Linked DNA regions of Homo sapiens: region 2 is linked to region 1. The links are chromatin loops, found by intact Hi-C in ENCODE. Cell type or tissue: dorsolateral prefrontal cortex. All regions are shown on one strand.

Evidence for each region. A loop is a pair of places that touch in the nucleus more often than their neighbours do. Peaks named below come from ENCODE experiments on the same cell type or tissue, not always from the same donor. Only the 100,000 strongest peaks of a DNase experiment are listed, where the experiment ranks them.
Region 2: a loop joins it to region 1, with 3 times the contacts of the local background. A loop is called at or near these places in 12 of 110 quality-filtered maps.

The regions. Positions count from the first base shown.
Region 1 is chr6:148,461,536-148,469,535 of GRCh38, reverse strand. It overlaps SASH1 (SAM and SH3 domain containing 1), which reads right to left. Exons shown (of 20, transcript NM_015278.5): 5 at 951-991. Among named protein-coding and RNA genes, the nearest start is that of SASH1, 120 kb to the right of the region's middle. In dorsolateral prefrontal cortex, CTCF peaks have their summits at 4,421 and 4,620 (motif pointing right); DNase peaks (open chromatin) are centred at 3,155 and 4,585; H3K27ac peaks cover 8,000 bases.
Region 2 is chr6:148,523,905-148,531,904 of GRCh38, reverse strand. SASH1 (SAM and SH3 domain containing 1) reads right to left here. Exons shown (of 20, transcript NM_015278.5): 11 at 6,540-6,614; 12 at 4,309-4,452; 13 at 244-379. Among named protein-coding and RNA genes, the nearest start is that of SASH1, 190 kb to the right of the region's middle. In dorsolateral prefrontal cortex, a CTCF peak has its summit at 3,438 (motif pointing right); DNase peaks (open chromatin) are centred at 1,288, 2,693 and 3,414; H3K4me3 peaks cover 1,950 bases; H3K27ac peaks cover 8,000 bases.

The sequences.
Region 1 (8,000 bases):
GTCTCGAACTCCTGGGCTCAAGTAATTCTCCCTCCTTGGCCTCCCAAATTGCTGGGATAAGAGAAGTGAGCCACTGCACAGGCTGACAATATATTTCTTTGACTATAAGCTATATTCCCTTCTCCCTTCTCCCATTTTCATGTTTCTGAAACAGAGATGCAGCCTAATAAATGGTAATAGCTAACATTTATTCAGCTACTATATCCAGGCACTTAGCTATCTAATGGCAAGATTTCATTTAATACTCAATTATATGACACATCATTGTTCCCACCTAGCAGATGAGAAAACTGAGGCTTGGTGCAAGTGAGCTGCACAAGGTGATAGCTATTGGGTCGGCATATTCAAAGTCAGGCAGCCAGGGTTGATTGAGTACTTAATGTTCCTAATCACTATCAGCCACCCACCCTGTGACCCAAACAAAATAGCTGTTACTAAACCAAGAGTGAATTTTATAATCAAGAATATATAAAACATACAATGCCTTAATTATGCATAATCTTGGATCCAAAAAATTCCAAATTGAAGGATTTATCCTAAGGACATTATTAGGGACACAGACCCCAGGATTTTTATAGCAGCAGTAAATTTTTAAGTCTGCATAATATTCCACCATATTGGATGTGCCATAAGCTAATTAACCAATTCATTCTTTGCTGGATATTTAGGTTGCTTCTAATTTTTCTGTATTAACGTAGAGAATATTCAGTCATGGGAAAATGCTCATAACATATTCAAGTTAAAAACTATAAAACAGTATGCAGAATATGATCACAATTATATTTTTTTAAAACTGCCTAGAAAAAGGAGAATAAGGATGTACATCAAAATCTTAACAGTGTTTATTTCTGAGTAGAAGGATTCTTGTGGGTTTTGTATTTTCACATATTCGTGTTTTCTATAAAGTATTGAAATAATTAAATAGGTAAACCAAGAAAAGTGGTACTGACCTACAGAGCTGTCTTCTGAGTTTGATTTATGAAGAGGGTTCCTAGAAAAGAAAAACAAATCAGATTACCAGAGAGCCTTGCTTTCATGGGAGAACTGAAAATCCTCCTAACTAGTTTGACCCAGCATCAATACTACTTAATACAGCCAGGGAAATTGTTATAGGCTATTTACCACTGGCTTTTTCTACCCATCTGCTGACTTCCTAGAAATAGACTCGTGTGCCATTTGTCGACATTTATTAAAGACTCACTCGAAGGTGAGACCTGTAATATTAAATGAAGAAGACAGACTTCACTAGACGATCACTGAAGTACCTTTCATTCTGTGAACTACTAATACAAGTGAAGTTACTGCCATTGGGAAGTCTCTTGTGTAAGAGGAAAAGAGAAAGCAAATAATAATGAAAACATAAACTCAGCACCACAAATGCCACTTGGGCCCACAGATGAGTACAGTGGTCGGCTCTAGGAAAACAAAGGGGGCAGGGAGGCGGGTGAGACACCCACAACAGGATATTGAGTGTCCCTAATAAAGGGGGCGGCCAGTACACAGTTCCTCCAGTTGGTTGCTGCCAATTGGCAAGTGCAATGTCCATCCTGCTGAATCTTCCAATGTTCAAAAAGAAGACAGAAATCTGCATTTTTTTTTTTGAGACAGTCTTGCTCTGTAGTCCAAGCTGGAGTACAGTGGCATGATCTTGGCTCACTGCAACCTCCGCCTCCTGGGTTCAAGCGATTCTCCTGTCTCAGCCTCCCAAGTAGCTGAGATTACAGGTATGCGCCATCACGCCTGGCTAATTTTTGTATTTTTAGTAGAGACGGGGTTTCACCATGTTGGCCAGGATGGTCTGGAACTCCTGACCTCATGCAATCCTCCTGCCTCGGCCCCCCAAAGTGCTGGGATTACAGGCGTGAGCCACTGTGCCCAGCCAGAAATCTGTATTTTTATACAAGAGCTCTAACATTTTTAAGTGATGGTAAAGAAACCAATGTTTTTAAACATGTGTCCAAATTAATCAATACATGTCTGGGCATCGAATTTGCCTCCCACCCCAACACCTTTGGCTGCCAGTTTGTGAAGGCAGATACAGATTAACCCAAATAATCTGAAAAGTGTGCACAGCCCAAAACCAGTTCATTAAGCATTTCTCCAGAAAAAAACTTAGACAAACAAAATTTAAAGAAAGAAAGCGGGAAAGCCAAAGAAAGTTAAAATTGGTTGTATCAAAAAGGGAACGAGGTGGGCAGATCACTTGAGGTCAGGAGTTTGAGACCAGACTGGACAACATGGCAAAGCTCCGTCTCTACTAAAAATACAAAAATTAGCTAGGCGTGGTGGCACAGGCCTGTAATCCTAGCTACTCGGGAGGCTGAGGCAGGAGAATTGCTTGAATCTGGGAGGCAGAGGTTGAAGTGAGCCAAGATCGCACCATTGCACTCCAGACTGGGCAACAGAGTGAAACTGTATCACCAAAAAAAAAAAAAAAAAAAAAAAAAGGAACAGGGAACAGTAGAGTGTGGAGCAAAATCTTTCATTAGGTGTGTCCAAATCCCAGAAGGAAAATACAGTATCCTTGGGCTTACAGCCAAGGGAAACCAGAAAGAAGGCACCTGCATCAGAAGAGACACAGACACTTGGGGGATTTAAACCTGAATCTTCACTACAAGTTCACCACCAGGAAGGAAGATGGAAGAGGTGATTTTTGCATCTGAAGGCTAGGGAAGACAAGAAAGTGGGAGGCCAGGTATGAGTTACACTGAAAAAATTAGAGCAAAGGCTGAGGCAGGAGGAGAGCAGCCTGGGCAACATAGTGAGACACTGTCTCTTTAAAAAAAAAACTTCTAAAAAGTTCAACTGGGTATGGTGACATGCATCTATAGTGCTAGTTCTAGCTACTCAGGAGGCTGCAGCAGGAGGACTACTTGAGCCCAGGAGTCCGAGGTTGTAGTGAGCTATGATCACACCACTGACCTCCAAACTGGGTGACTGAATGAGACTCTGTCTCATTCAGAGGAAGAAGAATTGAATATCCTAATCACCTAAAGTGATTTTCTGCCTACCTTTTGGATAAAAGGACCTTGAGAATCTAAGGTGACCAGAGAGAGGGGAGGGAGGCTTTTTCACGCAGAGCAGCCTTTAATAAGCCACCACCCTTTGGTGTAGCTGCACTGGTGTGGGCTGACCACTGGGTGCCATTTCTGAGTGGCAGGCCCATGCCCTGCAAGCACCACCATTCTCCACGGCTGAGTGCAGAGAACTGTTGATGACCAGCACAAAAATCTGAAAGCTTTCTATTGTAAACTAAGGGAGAGTCGGAGCTAAGAACAGAATCAGGGGAGAAACCGCTAGAGAGGACAAGAGCTAGTTTTGAATTCTAGTTATTTCCCCTTATTCCTGTGCTGTGAATACAGAACATGTAAGGAAAATCTCACTTATCACCAAATTGTGCCAAAACATGGCTAGGACCTACTCTCCTTCCTCCTATCCACACAAAAATGAAAATACCTGTATTTACCTGCAAGGCTTTTAGGAGGTAGCCATTTCAAAATTTAAATCTTTCAGCCAAAATGTACTGAACAACGCACAAGTAAGGTACATGGATGAACACGAAGGAAGGGGAGCCACAGGTTAGAGACGGAGGGAGACAGGAACAAAAAAGCATAAGAAATGACGAGGGGGAAGGGGAGGAGAAGAATGAGGAAGAGAAGCAGCAAATGTAACATGCTCAGGGCCACGGGAGAAGTGGGAGCAAAATAAGAGCAAGCTAGTTGGCTGGGGACTGAGGCAGGAAATCCTTCAGAAAGAAAGAAGGGTTTCTGCTAAGTTTAGCTTCTTAATTTTTTTAAAAAATCTTACTGTGCTGTACTTTGCACTTCAAGTCATGGGACTGTGCAGCTGCCACCTTACTTCAGCGGGCTGGGGTCTGCAGCTGGTTAAACATGTTTTCTGTAAGGGGCCACCAGAGGGACAGGGAGCCCCATATGTATTTTTGTCCTCACCCTAAGGACTAGGGATGTCTTTTTTTTTTTTTTTTTTCTCCTGGAGACAGAGTCTCACTCTGCTGCCCAGGCTGGAGTACAGTGATGCGATCTCGGCTCACTGCAACCTCCACCCCCAGGTTCATGCGATTCTCCTGCCTCAGCCTCCTGGGACTACAGGCATATGACACTATGCCTGGCTAATTTTTGTATTTTTAGTAGACACGGGGTTTCACCATGTTGACCAGGCTGGACTTGAACTCCTGACCTCAGGTGATTTGCCCGCCTCGGCCTCCCAAAGTGCTGGGATTGCAGGCATGAGCCACCGTGACCGGCCAGGACTAGAGAAGTCTTGACCTAACTGCTATGGACCAAATATCCCCACCTCAGGATAAAACTTATTATGTAATAAGTGAAAACACAAATTGTGAATTTTTACTTTCCCTAAAAGTCATCAAAATACTTCAAAAAGTACACTGCAGAAAAATGTACGCTCCCACTGCTACACCATTAGCACAAAATGTGATTGCATTTTCCTCTCTGAAATGATGACTGACAATATTTTCACTATTTTTAATCTACTGTCTTCAAACTACCACACACTTTGAATAATTTTATCCTCCGGTTTGGACTTGGCCCAGGCATTGCTTGAACTTCCCCAGGATGCCAGCAGATGGCACTGTAGTTTCTTTATTCATCTTGCTGTGGTGAGTGGGATTTTGTTTTTAAAATTTCACAAGTTCACCACCTAGATGCTGGCCAAAGAATAACAAGCCCATGTTTCATAAGCGTGAGGCTCCCCAACTCATCAAATTTACAATCCTTTGAATTTTACGTTGAATCCAAATTCAATGTGTGAATTTGGATGCAGTGACTTTCTCCCTGCAAACAGAAGCTGGCATAGAAGCAGTGCAAAATGCCATCTCCTTTCTCCTTGAGAATGATTATTACAATTCATCCAGCAGGAGCAAAAATCAATGATATAACCCAAGTCCAAAAGTGGATGGCAGCAGGTGGAAGGGGTCATTTACTAATCTCCTGGTGGAAGAAATTAATGCTCAGACGTCAGCTCCAAAGAGGCCTCCTGGTAGTAGTACCTCCTTCCTCCAGCCAGAAGCCCCAGGCCTGAGGATGGTGGGCGCTGGAGCTGGATCTGCTCTTTGGACTCATCTTTTTCATTGTCAATGGGTAAAAAGTATGGTAACTTCAGCATGGATTTTGATGACCAGGAAGCAATAATTAATATTCTGCTGTGCTTTAAAAATCCATTTAAACATTTAATTATCATCAAGTATTGGATTTAAAGTCTCAGAACTGAACCTTAGCAAATATTTGTTCATCAATAACTCCTACTATTAAGACCCCAAATCTATCTGCTTAAGTGTCAACATTTTTCCTCAAGATCCCTAAACTGCTTTAGCTGTTCCTGAAGGCAAAATTCACTTAAGAAAATTCCTACATTAAGGAATTTATCAATCCCATTGAAAAATAAAAATAATTTAAGAGACAGTATCCCCAGAACTGGTTTCTTTCCTCCTACCTCTGTCTTTAACAAATTCTTTGTTAAATTGCTTTGTGTATTCATTTTCACTCATTCTTTCATTCAGTATTTATTTATTCACCTCTCAGTAGGAGTCAGGCATCCTCTGAGGTCCTGAGAACATAGCAATAAACAAGACAGATTCAAGAAGGGCGACTGCAGAGTCAAGGAGTGAGGAGAAGTTGAGGTGATGGGACAGAGAAGGCTTCTCTGAGCAGAAACCTAAATAATGAAATAACATTCACTTCCCCAGATGGGGAAAGCTGGGCAGGGGAACAGCAGGGGAGGGAACAAGAGGTCCCCTTTGGACATGCTAAGTGTGCGGTGCTTATTAAACATCCCTGTGCAGACAGTAAAGAAACAGTTGGACATGTGAGTCTAGAGCTGCAGATAAGAATTTGTAAGTGACTTGCATACTCTAAGCTCTGACTGAACACTACGAAGAGAAACATTATGAAGACTGAGCTCCAGGGCAACCCGATTTTTAGTGGTCATAAAGAGAAAGTGAGGCCCAGCAATGAGACTTAGGAGGAGCAGCCAGTGGGAGAAGGAAAAGAAGGCAGAGTGCTCCTTTACCTTTCTGGTTAGAATATTATTAAACTCCGTTTTACAAAAATTATATCGCAGCTGGGCGCAGTGTCTGACCCTGTAATCCCAGCACTTTGAGGCCGAGACGGGTGGATCACCTGAGGTCAGGAGTTCGAGTCCAGCCTGGACAACATGGTGAAACCCCATGTCTACTAAAAATACAATAATTAGCCAGGCGTGGTGGAGAGCACCTGTAATCGCAGCTACTCAGGAGGCTGAGGCAGGAGAATCACTTGAACCCAGGAGGTGGAGGTTGCGGTGAGCCGAGATTGCGCCACTGCACTCCAGCCTGGGTGACAAAGTGAGACTCCATCTTAAAAAAAAAAAAAAATTATATTGCAGTCTCTCACTCCACACAGTGGAAACTCTAGGTTGCCATATTTTCTTTTCCAGTGAGTCTACTGCTTTACAGTGGAGATCCTCGTAAGACCATAGAGTAGGAGGAGGAACACAACACAGGTCAACATGAAATTCTTTACACTTGTATAGAATTCCACCTCTCAAATGCAATACTCTCATTACCCCCCATCACAGAATAGGACTGTCACTGAGATGGGAGTGATGACATGCCTGAGGTCCAATCGTGCTGGGCAAGGGCATAACTGGGCTTGGTGGCCACGTCTCTGACTCCTGAGTTCAACACCTCACCCTCTTCCCCAGACTCCTCCTCATTTGTATAACAGAATTCCAAATTGTATACATTCTTTAACAGGATGCTTCTTTTCTATTATTTAAGGGATAGACAGAAAGGGGATACCATTACATACTGGCCCAGCTCTTGAGTAAATTGCTAAAATGATACTCAGAAGAACCTGCAAAAACAGAAAGTTTTCAACACCAAACCTCACCATGGTCTATGGAAGTATCAGAACTAAATATTCCAAGAACACTTTTCAGGAATTGACTATCTGGCTATTGCAAGACCCCCCTATCTGCTTCTAGAAGGAAAGGAAGCCAAATACTATGGCTCAAACTCATTTTTCTTCTTCTGTTTATATACAAATAGTCTAAGCTACATCCAGACAAAGACAACTCTATCTCGTTTCTACATACTGAGTCCAGCACACCAGAAAAGTGCAATGAATGGCCAAGCATAAACAAATTCCTAAAATACACTTCATGTTTTGGCTTTGATGAGCTGTCCAGAAACTTCATTATAACCAAGAAAAAAAAAAAAGAAAAGAAAAGAAAAAGAAAGGAAAGTGGTTATAACCTCATTTCCAAGAAAGGAACATATGCTATATGTTACTGGAAAACCTGTACTTAAGGGATTTTCAAAGTTCCTTAATCTTGAGTCTCAGGAAATCAACTTCTCCATTAGTTGATTTCCTGCTGAATTTGAAATCTGGTCTTTTGCTGTGTCTGGGTCTTTTCCTGCATCATCCCAGGCCTGCCAAGGCAGTCCCGAAAGCCAGTAGCAGCCTTTTCTCCACCATTTAAAAAAAAAAGCCTGACACATCTGTGCTACTGAATTGTGCATGTACAGGGGGAGGCAGGGGAAGGTTAAAAGGTTGAAGGGCTTACATTAAGAAGTAGTTAAGATTTTCATTTTCTTTATGTCCTACTTAAGTATGGATAACTGTACCTTCATATTTTGCTCCTTTCATGACAAATCATTACATGTTAAAGAAGTAATTCCTCAATTTAATATTTCTTTCTATCCTTTGGGTATCAAAGATACTTTTATCACACAAACCTATCTCCTCTGTTTAAGAGAAATAGATATGAAACAAAATTCAATTCATACTATCCACTAGTTGCCATAAAAACTCAAGAGTCACCCTTTCTCCAGCCACAGGGCCAGGACTTGGATGATGCCAGAGAGACACAGATAGCCCAAGTTGTAAGAGGTCACCTCTTACAGATTTGGTGTTGATTTGGTGTAAGATTCTCTCAGAATCCGGCAGGTGCAGGGAGTGAGTTGCCTCCTTAAATTCCATGCC
Region 2 (8,000 bases), 62 kb before region 1:
AGATGCTTTCCCTATTGTCTCCGATCAAAATTCATCACCTCCTGTTTTGGGCTGCTGCTGCTGCATGTCTACTAATAAACAAACACGACTCTGAGTCCAGAGAGTTTATTGGTCTGATTCTCTAATAGCACCTGAAGGGCAGGACTTGGTCTTATTCACCTTGAAATTGCCTGAACCTAGTGCTCAGTATATGTCAGATATTAACTCCAAAGAAAATAATCTACAATGACAAACTCGACTTACTCATGGAGCTCTGCCCACTGAGAGAACTGCGAAGACTTTCTACAGAACCCCCGGCCTTGAGCTTGGGCTTGTCCAAGTGTTCGGGGTCGGGCTGTGAAGGCGGAGGGGAGCCAGGCATTCCATCAAGGCCCGAGTCCTGCCATGGGTTTCAACAAAATGAAGAAGTTCATCAGAGTGGACAGGTGTTGTTTTGTAATTCTCAGCGACTTGGCCTTCAACGAAATCAATCAAATCAATCTATACCTATATTTGATTCTATAACCAATATTCTCCTCCTCTTAAACTTACATCCTCGCTTACTTTTAAAGTCGTGGCCAATGTCACTATTTATTAAGCACTCAAATACTATTTCTCATTCTCGAATAGATATTCTTGGAATCTCCAAGAAAAAAAAAATCTGTCTACCACACAGACAAAATACTTAAAGGTTTAGAGACTCAGCATACGCAAAAGCCCAGTAGCAAGGCTGGACTTCAAATGTAGATCAAGTACAATCCATGATTACTAGAATACCTGGAAGTGTAGTCAGAGGATATTTAATCTACTTGGATAGGAAACATGCACTTTTAAAAAAGTGTATTCCTGGAAAAAAAAAATTGGCTAGATTCTTATATTTCTATTTGTACAAATTATTGGCATTGGATAAGGAAACATGAATTTAAAACCCACATATACAGCAAACATACTATTTTCCAGTCTACCATAAAATTTCCATATGTTACTCTAAAGTTTTAGCTTCTTTCACTTTTCTAAAGTGTTGTCAGTAAAAAGCTGGGAAATCTCTTTCACACCAGAATCCTGATGGGAGTGACTCAGCAGTACTTCCTGCATTTTGAGTAGCTAAGTATTATCCTCTCAGCGGCTCCTCATTTGCACATTTGAGTATAGCATGCTTATTTGATTCGTGGTGCTACATCAATAGACGATATCACACTTCAGAAAGTTTGCAGTGAGAATTGTTTACTTGCCAAAATAGAAAAGTCTCTGGCATATTACATATGGCCGCAGCCACACGGGCTCAAAACCAGCTAAAATGAAACCTGCTATTTGCATGCTGCCGAGTCATCAGAAGGGCCTTAACACAGCTCCGCAGGTCCTGCAAACATCTGAGGACATCAGCAACAGCAGCTTCTGATCCAACACACATTAGTGCTTTCAATGTGAGGAAAGTGAGCAAGCGACCTCAAAAACAACAAAGAAAACTAGAGCTGACATTATTAGGAAGTTACTGAAGCTCCAAAGTATGAATTCCTTAAAAAAAAAAAATTCATTCCTCCTTTCTGCGTCATAAAATAAGTAACTTTTTTCCCATTAAAATCTTCTGTAATGCTTCTGAAAAAAGCACGCAGTTTGAAAAACAGCAATAGTAAATGTGGGTCTCTGATATATTTTCAAATGCTTTAAAAAATTATTAATTTATTCATCACATGTTTATGAATTACCTACAATAACAGGCACTAATCCAGGTATTGGGCATATAGCAGCAACGGAGAAAACAAATATCCCTACCATAATGGTTGGTATATTTACTAAAAAGTTTTTTTAAAAAAACACACAAGGTGGGCGCAGTGGCTCATGCCTGTAATCCCAGCACTCTGGGAGGCTGAGGTGGGTGGCTCACGAGGTCAGGAGTTCGAGACCAGCCTGGCCAACGTAGTGAAACCCCATCTCTACTAAAAATACAATAATTAGCCGGGTATGGTGGCACGTGCCTGTAGTCCCAGCTACTCAAGAGGCTGAGGTGGGAGAATCGCTTGAACCCAGGAGGCAGAGGTTGCAGTAAGCCGAGGCCACACCATTGCACTCCAGCCTGGGTGACAGAGTGACACTCCGTCTCAAAACAAAAACAAAAACAAAAAAAAAACAACCACATAAAACCTTCCATTATTTTTGCTTTACAGAAAATTTATAATGATCAGTTGTTTCTTTTATTCCTTAACTTATGTGAAATGGCTGCTTTAAAAAAACAGAACTAAGCACATAAGATTGCTATATGGTAGTAAAATTATTGAAAAATGCCAAAATGACATTAAAATTCTATGCTTCTGATTCATAAAGCAGAAAACCTCTGTGAACGTAAAGCTTAAGAGTTTTAGTGGCTGTTTCAATCTATCTTGGGGAAAAGCAAACTTAATAAAATGCTTTCAATTAGTAGCATGCTCTCACTAGCATGCTGACTGCTTCATTGCTGGGAAGAAATATAGAATCACTATCACTCCGTCACCCACAAGGACAAGAGAATGAAAAGAATAAAGAAAAAAAATCATGGATAAGACATGCTGAAGGCAGTCCAGACATCTATCTCCTGCAGGTCTAACAAGCCACGGTTTCTCAGCCTGAGCACTGATCATTTTGATGGACAGCTCTTTGCTGTGCAGACCGTCCTGTGCATGCTAAGATGTTTGGCAGCGTCCCTGGCCTCTATCCTCTAGATCAGCATTCTCCAACTCCCGGGCCACGGACCAGAACCCGTCTGTGGCCTGTTAAGAAGTGGGCCGTACAGCAGGAGGTGAGTGGCGGGTGAGCAGGCCAAGCTTCATCTGTTTTCACAGCCACTCTCCATTACCCGCATTACTGTCTGAGCTCCACCTCCTGTCAGATCAGCGGCGGTATTAGATTCTCGTAGGAGCACGAATCCTATTGTGAATTGTGCACACGAGGCATCTAGGTTGCACGCTGTTTATGAGAATCTAATGCCTGATGATCTGTCACTGTCTCCCATCATCCCCAGATGGGATCATCTAGTTGCAGGAAAACAAGCTCAGGGCTCCCACTGATTCTACATTATGGTGAGTTGTATAATTATTTCATTATATATTACAATGTAATAACAATAGAAATGAAGTGAACAATAAATGTAATGCATGTGAATCATCCTGAAACCACCACCTACACCAGCTCCGTGGAAAAATTGCCTTCCACGAAACCAGTCCCTGGTGCAAAAAGATTGGGCACTGCTGCCCTAGATGCCAGCAATATCCACTCCACTTCACCTCAACCCAGTCTGACCATTGAAAGACATTGCCCTGGAGTCCATGGGGGAGCAAAATGATAGCCTCTCACCCCTTCCCCGTGAGAACCACTGTAATCAACTGAAGCTGCTGTGCAGGCTTTGTTTGAATCAAGTGAGGTGGGTGGCAGGCTGGTGACGTTCGGTCATTCGCATAGGGGCGATGCTTGGTTTTAGCTCACTGTGCCCACCAGAGAGCAGCAGCTGAGCAAAAATGTCTGCTTTTCCTGCTGTTTTTATTTGGTAGATAAAGTGCATTACCTACATATTTCAAGCAGACAACCAGCTCATACACAGGAACTTCAACAGGCTACAAAATGAGTGCTATACAGGTGCTGGAGGAGAGTGTCTTGAAAATTGAATGGTCATAATTACCTTGAGGCCCAGCTCTCCAACTATCTTTACTCCCTCCACCCATGCAATTTAGACAGAAACAGTCATTTCTCTAGCAATGAAATTATAGATCCAGGGGGGAAAAATCAATTCTATGATACCTTCCTTCATGGCTACAGATAAGGCAAATGAGGGAAAACACCCCTCTCTGAAACATTATTACCAAAGCCTGGTACCCAGGAAGAACTTTGAGTTTATTTCTTAGACTGGCTATGTGCTTCTAGAACAACTTATGCTATGATCGACAAGTCTACTGCCACCCCCCCCCCCAAAAAAAAAAAGCTTTAGGTTTGATTCAGGTAACATCCATTTTGTAGCAAGGCATAGTTTAGAAAATAAAATCCTTCCTTTGTATTCAAATTTACAACGCTTAGTGCACTGAAGAATAACCATTTCTTTACATGTCTGTCTCTCTTGTCTGTACACAGAAGGCAAGTTCTGTATTTTGTATTCCCAGCACCAAGCACGGTGCTGAGCAGCCCAAAGTGCTTAATAAACGTGTGTTGAATTCAGTGTTTCTCTACGTAAATAAAGCACGGACTTGGAGCAGGTTAATGCCAAGGAGTATGTGTATTTAGCACCATTTAAAATCTCAGAAGGGCCATTCTCAGCTTTTCTTGTCAGGAAGAACCAAGGGAACATTCTACCAGGTAGCTGCATACCTGCTCAGAGACAGAGCTGCTGTATTTTTTAGACATTCTCTTTCTCATCGTCTCTTTCACTGATTTCACCTTTTTCCCAAGAGAGATGCGAGAGGCAGTAGGTGATTTGATGACTTCTTTGTACACAAAGTCTCCTTCTTTACCCTGTAAAACAAAATGTTGCAAGTATTGTTGGTCGCAGAAAATGAAGAACAGGTTTTATTATTTAAACCATTAACATCCTAGCTCTCAGAAATATTGACATTCCTCATGGATCTTGACGTTTTTCTTGTGTTAACTCAGTGCTATTATTTATCTCTTTGATTAAAAATTAAAGCTTATTGACTATTTTTGTTTGCTTAAAGTGGGATGTGAGTCACTTTTTATTTTACTTACTTTTAGTACATTCTTATCAGGTTACATTTTTTCCACTATTTTTAACATCCAAGGGGGCTGCATTTCATCAGTAAAGAGTGATTTACCTTTGGGAGGCTGAGGCAGGTGGATCACGAGGTCAGGAGATCGAGACCATCCTGACTAACACGGTGAAACCCCGTCTCTACTAAAAATACAAAAAATTAGCTGGGCGTGGTGGTGGGCGTCTGTAGTCCCAGCTACTCAGGAAGCTGAGGCAGGAGAATGGTGTGAATCCGGGAGGTGGAGCTTGCAGTGAGCTGAGATCGCGTCACTGCACTCCAGCCTGGGCGACAGAGTGAGACTCCCTCTCAGAGGGAAAAAAAAAAAAAAAAAGTGATTTACATGAACCAATGTTCATGTAATCCCAGCAATGGGGGAGAATAGAGGGATAATACTACCGAATTGCCTGGAGAAAGAGATTAGAACAAATGGTGAAAGCTCAGTCGTTAGAAGAGCAACATCTGATTGGATTTCCATCACCATAGCACTCAGTGTGTAAATTTCTCTCTCTTAAAGAGCTAGATTGTGGTCATCTCTCATTCTAGTCTGCATTTTTTTAAAAAACAAACTTCTCCCTGAGAAAGAAAAAAATCATATTTTCTCTCATTTCTAAAAAAGATTGACAGCAGAAAACTATTGGCTTAAGAATCAATATAATTCGATAGCCAAATAAAATAGTTTAATTCTCTTCCAGGAAATTTTCAAAACATTTCATATATATCCCAGGTGGGTATTTTAGCTGACCCATGATCATAACAAATATGAAACATGAAATCTTCATTTTACAGTTTTATGACACAATGCAAAGGACAAGCTAAACTACATGTAAGACTCACCAAAGGCCGGGCGCGTGGCTCACACCTGTAATCCCAGCACTCTGGGAGGCCAAGATGGGCGGATCACAAGGTCAGGAGTTCAAGACCAGCCTGGCCAACATGGAGAAACCCCATCTCTACTAAAAATACACAAATTCTCTGGGCATGGTGGCGTGCACCTGTAATCCTAGCCAGTCGGGAGGCTGAGGCAGGAGAATTGCTTAACTGGGATCTGGGAGGCAGAAGTTGCAGTGAGGCAAGATTGTGCCACTACACTCCAGTCTGGGCTACAGAGCGAGACTCCATCTTAAAAAAAAAAAAAAAAAAAAAAAAAAAAAAGACTCACCTTCACCCTTGGGGTCTGAGAAAGCAAATTTCAGGAAACAAAACTTGTGTGCCACTGTGGTGGCCTGTCCCTAGACTATGACCCCAAAGCAGGTCTGAGAGGGCAGACACCTGGGCCTGACACCAGACCCCTGAGGGATCTGGTCTGCTTTGGTCCCACAGAGACTGGGTTCATTCCAGGACACCCCAGACCACAAAATCCTAGGCTTAGTATAGGCCATGTGGGGCCAGGTACTGGGCCCATAATAAGACTGGTGTTCCAAAATGCCAGCACATACTCTTGGGGACCAAATCACAGGGCTCCACTTCATGGCACTATGTGTGTGTAGTAGTTACATGCTTGCAACTAGCAAGAAGAAAAGGCCGTGTGCAAAATGACTCAGACCACAGAGGCCAGACTTATCTGGATTTGTTACTTGAAGAAAACTGGAAGCAAAGGCATTAAAGGAACTGTGCTACTCAAGGAAGGAGATGGCAGTGAGAGTGGTCATCATTCATTCCACGTGGAACAGTGGAGTCTGTAAGGCAAGTGAAATAGAGCTTTTTTCCAAACGTGACTCAGGATTACCAAGGAAAACGGTACCCAGTATCAATTCTCAAAGATACTCAATGGTGAACTATTGTCAACCTCATCGCCTGAATCCATATTTTTTGCTTTCCTCTGATGTTACTCACCATTGGGTCAGAATTATTACTGCCAACGTGCAGAGAGCGATTCGTCAAGTCAAATCCTCCAAAACTGCAGGTTCTCTGTGGAAAAGAGGGTAGGGCAGAAAAACTTCAGTTATGCTTAAGCCAGCCGGCAGTGCACCAACCCAGCAGTCCCCGTTTGCAGGACATCTCTGAATCACAAATACGTGGACAGGATGAAAGTAGAAAACGAGAAATGATGAGAAAAAAACACATGAGTCATGTCGTAAGGAAACTTCACTCATTTTTCCCTTTCACAGGCCACTGGAACTCTGCCTACCCCAGAGGTCTAGAATCCCCTTAACATGCAAAAACCAACCATTTTTTTTAAAAAGCCTAAAAAACAAAAGAAAAACCCTCCATGAGTCCAGTGCTGTGAGATTCCCTGTCTCCAGCACAGAACTTCCCCTAACATCAGCTACATTCAGTAGAGATAATGAAGGGATATGTGTTAGAGGATCCATGTACTCAGGCATCCTGAAAACCCAGGTTTGAAATCCCACGGCTCTGACACCAACAGCAAGCTTTTCAAACAGACTTTCATTTTGTTTAGCTTTAAATCGCTGAGAAGAGGGGGGGAGAAGGTTATGTTTACAGTTGTCCAATCAGGCCAAGAGAATTACTCACTCACCGCTTCCCCATCCTAGCCAAAAACGCTGGTAACTTTCCCATCGAACTGCCCAAGTTAATTCATGGTGACCCTTTTCTCTCAGTGAATGAAGATGCCACATTTGCCCAGAAAGAAAACGGTTGATTCAGTGACTGTGTTTGACCACACTTTTTAATTTCAGTAGGAACAATGCTGATGTTATAAAGAATGAAAACTTTATTATCCTTTTAGGTGGTTGCAAACTTCACGGAACTGCTTATATCTTAGTGATTTCTGTATTTGCAGAACTTGATTCAAATTCACTGTTGTTTTTCTAGTAAAAGCCACTGAGTGACCGCCCTGTGCCCCACAACACACATTAATGTTACAGCTAATTATCTTTTTTAAAAATCAGTAATAAAAGTTTAATTGTAGATTCGGGCTTCAATATTTTGTATTACCAGCTTCTCAGAGAAGTCTAATGAACAGCTATTAAATGGAAGAAATGAACAGAAAAGTACAATGTATTAGGTTGGTGCAAAAGTAATCGCAGTTTTGCCATTATTTTCAATGGTAAAAACTGCGATTACTTTTGCACCAACCTAATATACTATAAGCATTGCTTATTCATTAAAAAAAATATATATATATATATATATATATAATTAACTGAATTGATAAAGTAGAAACATCCTAGAAGGAAAATGCCTACATTTTTGAAATCACAGAAATCTAGATGCAAATCCTGGTTCTGCCACTTACTTGCTGTGTGATCTCAGGTAAAGTACTTACACTCTCTGAGCTTTAGATTCTTCATTATTAAAATAATACTTATATCATATTTGAAGCCTTCTAGC